Linked DNA regions of Homo sapiens: region 2 is linked to region 1. A link is an interaction called in ENCODE POLR2A ChIA-PET data of the cell type or tissue named here. Cell type or tissue: PC-3. All regions are shown on one strand.

Region 1 (4,000 bases):
GGCAACAATTTACAGGGAAACTTTACTATTCCCTTAAGTTGCTCCACAAGATGAGAAAACAGAGGCTTAGAGAGGTTAAGTAAAATTGTGCCCCTTTAATTACTAAGAAGAACCGCCTACCCCGTCTAAGAACACAGGTTAACTATGTGCTCTTATTAGTGGTTACAGCAATGACACAGCCGATAACAAGTGACACTGTCATAAAATTACCTCTTCCTCCTGTTCTTGATCTGACTCTGATTCCTTTCCGCCCCAAGATGCCATGCAAGATGGAAAAAAGAGAGAAGGAAGAGTAGAGAGTATTTAGAAGAAAAGGAAAGAGTAAATAAATACCCTTTCAACAAGCATCAACAGGCAAGCATACAGTCAACATACTCTTTTTTTATTACTAACAGTTTATAGAAGACAGGCAGAAAAGAAGATTGGCTTAAGTACAAAGTTTATAGATTCAAGAGACAAAAGAACCAACATTATAAATATACTAATTCCAGATACTAGGTCACCACGGCAGTCTCAAAGTTTGACCTTAAATGAACTGGATGGCATTTGTCTTTAGAAATAGTGATGATAATATCCCAATCATTACAGATATTGGTTGAAAATACTAAAAGCTACAAATAAGCATATGGTGGAAAATTTTCAATACACAGGCAATATTTAGAAGCATTATTCTAACAAAGAGCTACTAAATTCTTTCTTTTTTTTTTTTTTTAATAGAGACAAGGTCTTGCTATGTTGCTCAGGCTGGTCTTGAACTACTAGACTCAAGCAATCCTCCTGCCTTGGTCTCCCAAAGTGCTGGGATTACAGGTGTGGGCCATGGTGCCCAGCCAAGAGCTACTAAATACTAAGGTATATTTTCAATGTACAATGTCTGGGATTTTTTTCTTTTTGAGTTACAAATTAGAAAATTGTACTGGACTATCACAGCATTAATAGCTGTGTCTGATATGTCTTGACTTAGAAATAAAATGTAATAATGAAGTTAATGCTTTCTCTTAGAGCACACTGAAAGCTCACTGAAATCAGCCAAAGCTCAGTCATCTTTCTTTAACACTCAGGTGGCTTGCCCGCAGCAGTACATATTTCTTTGTCGTTCTTATTGGCATACTGCCTCCACTGACTCACTACTAATCAGCAATACAAACCCCAAAATACATTCTGCACCATCAAAATACAATGAAATTATGCTCATTTGGGTTGATATACCCATTTCTATATTTTAATTCTTGGAATAACATGTATATTTAAATATACAAATAATATTTTATTTTATTCATTTAATAAAAATTTACAATGTCAAACCTAATGCTATGAGCTTTTCTCTAGATGGCTGATCTCTATTTACAAGAATAATTCATTAAGCAAATATAAAATTTAACAACTGTGGTGGGGAAAAAGAAGTATAGGACTTTTTTGTTTTGTGATGTCAAGATTTAGGATTTTAAATATATTCCTACTTCCCCTCCAGGTCTCAGCAGTCACCACTCATCACCCTTCCCAACCTGTTATATAGACACTGACAACTTCTGCATCCACCTATAGATTGCCATGTGAGAGCTTCCTATTCAAAAGAAATATTGGTTAAAAAAATTTAAAAGAATGAAACATAAATTATCCACAACATTTAATTGATTTAGTTGTCTTCTTTGATTTCATCAGAGTATTCGAGGAATTACGTGAGGGGGAGAGATTTCAAAAGAAAGTAATTCCTGTAGGTAGACTTGGGGTCAGAAATTAATGTATTTCTCCTTTTCAACAATGTTTTAAATCTACTCAAAACATGGCGATATGTTTTTTACTAATCAACTATTTCAACTATTTTTTATTTTAACCAACAATTTACACAAGTTATGTTGCCTAAGCTGCCCTTGAAGTCCTGGGCTCAAGTGATCCTCTCACCCCAGCCTCCAGAGTAGCTGGGACTACAGGTGTGCACCATCACACCAGTTTATATGCTCCTAAAATATGATAAGTTCGAAGATTAATAGTTAATTACTTAGAAAAAATAAAATATCACGGGGCAGTTCTGAATTTAATAATATGTAAGCCACCTGTGAATTGGTAGTAAACAGAAGGTGATGAACTCTAATATTTTCATAGGGCCAAATGCACGAGTATGGTCGCAGGAAAGCACATGAAAACAATAATGAAGAAAAGCCAATTAGTTTTAAAAATTTCTTCAAAAAGTTAAATCTGAAGCCAAATTTTCTTACTTCCATGCCCAATGTGTATTAATAGAATTTTTGCATCAAAGTGCATTTAACATGAAATCAGGTGGCACTACGTTTTTTCTTAAGTGGAAATCGTAAATCTGACAGAGAATCAAACGTGATTATTACACATGCTTTCAATCAGTCTTTGTTGGTATTCATTTTATTAGGTCAGTGCAAAAGCAATTGCTGTTTTTGCCATTACTTTTGCACTGACCTAAAACAAGATTTAAAAATCAATTCCTACTCTACCTGAATTGCACTATAGCAGATTTTACGATACCTTTGTATAAATCGGCAAAGTGATGTTTAAGTTGCAAATAGCTTGATGCACCAGGCCTCTCGTGGATTTTGGCTCCTTCATAAATGATAGTCGTCCGCAAGGTTCCTGAGTCGTATCGCGTACCTTGAACAAGAAAGACATACATGCTTCACCCACATTTGATTTGCAGTATTTACTTTAACTAGATGATGCTTGAAAGGGAAAAGTAAAATTCATTTGTTACTGCTAGGTAAGAACTCAAAGGATTTCCTTTCTCTTTTCCTATTACCATTTGGAAAGCCTTTTTAAAAATCATTCAGCTTTCTTTTTTAGTCTTATTTAAGTATGGTAGACAAAAATTGCATATATTTAAGGTGTACAATGTGATGATTTGATATATGTATACATTGTGAAATGATTAGCGTATCAAATTAATTAACATATCAATCACCTCATCCCCCTTTTTTGTGGTGAGAACACTTGAGATCTCTTAGCAAATTTCAAGTATATAATACATTACATACAATTAACTATAGTTTAATGCTGTATATTAGATCTTCAGAACTTACTCAGCTTTTAAAATAATTATGGTAAAATATACATAACATACAGTTTACCATTTTTACTATTTTGAGGTAGAAAATTCAGTGGCATTAAGCACATTCACAAAGTTGTATAATCATTACTTCTATCCAGAATGTTTTTCATCCTATGCCGAAACTGTCCCCATTGAACAATAGCTCCCCATTGCCCTCTTGCCCAGCCCCTAATAACCTCTATTCTACTTTCTGTCTCTATACGTTTGCCTATTCTAGGAACATGTAGAAATGGAGGAACCATATAGTATTTGTGTCTGGCTTATTTTACTCAGCGTAATGTTTTCCAAGTTCATTCATATTGCATCATGTGTCAGAATTTCATTCCTTTTTTAAAAAATTGTGATAAATATATGTAACATAAAACGTATCATTTTAATCATAAAAATGATTAAACCTAAAAAGGTGTCTAGTTTGGTGGCATTAAGTACATTCACATTGTTGTATAATCATCACTACCTTCCATCTTTAGAACTTGTTAATCTTCCTAACTGAAATTCTGTATCTATTAAACAATAATTCCCCATTCTTCACTTCTCCTGTCCCTAGCAACCACTCTTCTACTTTCTATCTTTATTTCACTTCGAGGAGAGGTCAAAAAAATAAATAAAAACAAATGCTTTCTCTCTTTATGAATTTGACTACCCTAGGTACCTCATATAAGTGAAACCATACAATATTTGTCCTTTTGTGTCTAGCTTATTTCATTTACCATATTGCAGCATAAACTAGAATTTCCTTCCTTTTAAAGGCTGAATAGTATTCCATTGCATGTGTATACCGCATTTTGTTTGTGGACCTTTGGACTTTTGGGTTGTTTCCATTTTGGCTACCATGGCTAATGCTGCTAAGAACATTGGTGTGCAAGTAATTGAGTCTCTACTTTAAATTCTTGTGGGTGTACATCGAGAAGTAAATTGCTGAATCAT
Region 2 (4,000 bases), 100 kb before region 1:
TCCACTGATCAGACCAGAAATCTTGGTATCATTCTTAATTCCTCTCTTTCTATTTGAAATTCCTTCAAAACATAATCAGAATGTGACCACTTCTCACAATACTGTCTGCTACCTCTCTTGAATCAAATCATCATCCTGTTATCTATATTACTGAAATATCCTCCTAACAGTTTCTTGGCTTCTGCTCTTTGTCTATTCTCAATGCAGCAGCCAGAATAAACTTGTTAAAATATGTCAAAGCATGTCACTTCTCTGCTAAAAATCATCTGATAGTTTCTGCTTTCACTCAAAGAGACAAAGTGAGTTCTGCCTGATGCTCTTCTCCCCATGACTTTCTCCCCTTCCTCTTCTGTGAATGTGCCAGCGATGCTCCCGTCTCGTGACCTTTACACTTGCTGTTTACTGTGCTAGAAATACTCTTCCTCAGAAAGGCAAGAGGCAAGAGGCTGGCTCTTTCACTTTCTTATTTCGTTACAAAATAAAGTCACTTTCTTAGTCAAGCCTTCACTGATAATCCTAAGATTTCAAACTCCCTCCCCCACCGGCACTTTATATCTTTCTTCCCTGATTTTCTTCTGCTTGGCACTTACTATTTAACATACTGCTTTCCTCATTTTATTCATGTTATTTATCAGTTGTCTCCTCTCCTAAATTACACACACAGCGAGAGCAGGGATTTTTATCACTTTTGTTCACTGATGTATTCCCAACTCCTAGAAGTATCTGGAACATAGTAGGTGCTTAATAAATATTTGTGGCTGAATAAATAAATGAATTGCTCTCTAGCTTTACAGTTGAAAAACCTGAGGCTCCCAGCACATATATGACTTGCCTCAGAGTAATTCCAAGAGCTGTATATTGCTTACATCGTAATCAACTGAAAAAGAAAAGAACAACTCTACTGTAGCTAAATAACTTTTAGCCATCATTGCACACATTTAGAATTTCTTAAGCCATAAGGAACAGAAACTAGATTCCAAACACCTTAAATAATAAGGAAAATACATTACTTCAACAAGAGAGAGATGAGTCAGCTCTGGCTGTTTATTTCAGTAACTTCAACAACATAAAAAAAGGACCCAGGTTCTTTCCATTTTTTAGCTCTGCCCTTGCAAGAGAGGAAACTCTATACTCCAGGTTAAGCGACCTTGAGTTCCCAAAATGCATGACTTGGTTCCTCATGTCACATCCAGACAGGACAACACCCACTGGAAGAGGAACGCTTGCTCAAGTCTTCTCCACACCTCCCCAACCCATCCTCAGCAAGGAAACATTTCCTAGCAGCCCAATTGGCCCAGAACTGGATCACAGGCCACACACTATTGGGCTTAGACTGATAAGAACCTAACCCTCAGCTAAGTATGAGCTACTGTTTTTTAGACCATGGGTGTTCAGGGGAGGGTGGACACAGAGAGAGACTGGATTGCGTTGCTTTTTTCAAGAAAGAGTTTGGGAACTCATTGGAATCAAGAAAAGTCAGAATAAATTATGTTTGTATTGTCCCCTTTAAGGTTGTTATTCTATGGATATAATGAGAGTTGTGAAAAAATAAAATATGAAGAAAGAAATTGTTATTTTCTTCAAACTCTAAACTTCATCCGCTGTTGCATTCACTCTTGCTGTAGCTTCCTGATGTGCCCAGCCAGTGCTGGATAGTTTTTCATCACATAATGATTTGGGACTAGGAAACTAAACGTCTCACTCAGTTTAAAGTTCTTGTAGGAATTCCAGTTGGGAGAAGGGTACGTTAAGCCAGAAGTGCTCTGTATCACCTTTAGATGATATTATCTTCTCCCTGCCCTAACTTCAATGAAAATTTTTTTAAAAACAATGAAAAGACTGCTTAGCACCTGAAACCGCATTTAGTGATCAATTTTCTTCAGTTCTGCTTTTCTGTTTTATTACTTTAAATAAGCAAAATAGGAAAGTGAGCGCGTGGGGCGACTAGCAACCAAGTAAACATCAATGATCTTATTCACAATCCACCCACTTGATTCTGCCTGGCAAAGTGAACAAAAGAACAAGCAGCTAGTTCACCCACAGCACCTGTTCCTCCAGGGTCTGAAGAAACAATTGCTGTTGTGTGGGAAGAAGGATTTAGCTAAGTAATTTGTGATTAGGTGGTGTTACGTGTACAATGCTTCTTTTTGTCAATATCATTGCTCATCATAGGTGACTCAGAGACATTCTACTGAAGATGGAGTTGGTTAGTCACCACAGCCTTATAAAAGCATTAATTTTCAGAATTTCCCTTCCTCTCCTATTTGCTCTTTTAATCTTGTCATGAGTACCCTTTTGCCCCCAAGCAAAAGAAGTAGATGCTTTGTTGTTCACACCATGAGAAAAGAACTCCCTCTAAGGCATAGGGCTAAGAGGACTAATTTAAAAAATGACAATCAAGTTTACATTCCTGCATTTCCCTCTTTCAGTTCATAAGAAAATTACTCGGCCCATTTTACTAAAAGATGGAAAACTCAATGTATACACACGTGTATATGTAGGTACATATGAGGAGATATGGAAAAAGAGACACTTTAGAATGGCGAAGAGTCATTTGGCTAGCAAGTAGAGATGAAAAACAAAATTAAACAAAACTTCCTTGCAGGCAGAAGATAAGAACTAAAGGAAACATTGATTAAGGAGCCACTATGTTACAGGCACTGTGATAAAGACAATGTTCCCAGAAGGAGAGAGCCCCTTTCCCGGAAGATTTCACTTTGGGATCATATCTAGTTTCTAACTTGGCTCCACTGCCTTCTGAGAGATTCATGCTTTTTAGCCAACAAAACTCCTTCTTGAAACTTATCCAAGTAAACATGCTCTACTTTTGGAACAAGTCACACTTAGCCATGGGAGATTTCACCATCTGATTTATTACTCATTCCCCAAGAGCCATTCTCAGGGTTGAGACATCGAGGCTGGAGAAGCATCTTGGGCCTCGCTCAATGTGATCCGTTCGCTGATGCTATAATGCCACTTGGCAGGAAAGTGTGAAAAGGAAGTGAGGGAAAAAGGGGGTGAGAGTTTCGAAGCTCCAGGTCTCAGCAACATGAAACTTCAAGTATATTTCTCTTTTGGGTTAATCCCATCATTGTGTTTCTCATCCACAAAAAAACTTTGCTGGCTGTCCCATGATCATGAATGTCCTCTCTCATTTTTAGTGTATTTGGTTTCTTTTCTACTTTCCCTTCAAGCTTACCAGAAAAACTATGGAGCACTATATACTTTTAATGATGATTTTATAAGAGAGATTTTGAAATGCTGAGTATCTTTTGTTCATATCATTCTTCATCTGCATACAGAAAAGGGGGTATCCTGTTCTCCCAATTACATAAACACAAAAAATACAAGATCATACTATACATTCCTTTTTGTAACTTGCTTTTTCACTTACCAACATATAATAAACAATAAATTTTATTTCAGAAAATATGCTTCTGTTATGGCTAGTGGCTTCACTGGAATCTGTTTATCTAAATGATACACAATTTATTTAATCACCTATTGTTGAACATGTACATTTTCTTATTTTATGCTACCAACAATAAGCCAATTAAGTAATTCTTGTAGCCAATTTTTTGCACAGACACTTATTTCCTTAGGGAAATTGCCAGAGGCAAAAATACTGAGTCATCCATTCCATTTTAACTTACAAAAACAGTTATGATTTATAGTGCAGAAATTACCAGAAAGATAAAATTACATACCTAAGCTAACTTAGTGGCGAAATTTTATCACAAATCCAGGTTTCTTCATTTCATGTCCAGGGTCCTTTGTACTGTCCAGTCATCTGCAGCTTTTTTAAGCCAGCATGCTTGGCTCTGGCAACAAGTGCAAGGCACCACACAGGAGAGAGATTCCAGAACAATATTGCTATTCATAGCTTTAGTTCTGAGATGCTGTCCTCAACTTGTTCTTTATACCTGATTACATTCTTCCCAGATCTTCCTATACATGGGCCTTGCTATTGAGGCTGTTGTTTTAGTTTTGTTGTTGTTTC

What was found. ChIA-PET counts read pairs that join two places held together with the same protein. Peaks named below come from ENCODE experiments on the same cell type or tissue, not always from the same donor. Only the 100,000 strongest peaks of a DNase experiment are listed, where the experiment ranks them.
Region 2: POLR2A ChIA-PET joins it to region 1 with 9 read pairs; 2 of 35 experiments call an interaction of 5 or more read pairs at or near these places.

What each region holds. Positions count from the first base shown.
Region 1 is chr4:113,344,519-113,348,518 of GRCh38, reverse strand. ANK2 (ankyrin 2) reads right to left here. Exons shown (of 46, transcript NM_001148.6): 35 at 2,497-2,619; 36 at 211-243. Among named protein-coding and RNA genes, the nearest start is that of MIR8082, 190 kb to the right of the region's middle. In PC-3, no CTCF peak of the experiment used is centred here; no DNase peak of the experiment used is centred here.
Region 2 is chr4:113,444,307-113,448,306 of GRCh38, reverse strand. No RefSeq gene overlaps it. Among named protein-coding and RNA genes, the nearest start is that of MIR8082, 290 kb to the right of the region's middle. In PC-3, no CTCF peak of the experiment used is centred here; DNase peaks (open chromatin) are centred at 2,116 and 2,866; H3K4me3 peaks cover 921 bases; H3K27ac peaks cover 3,232 bases.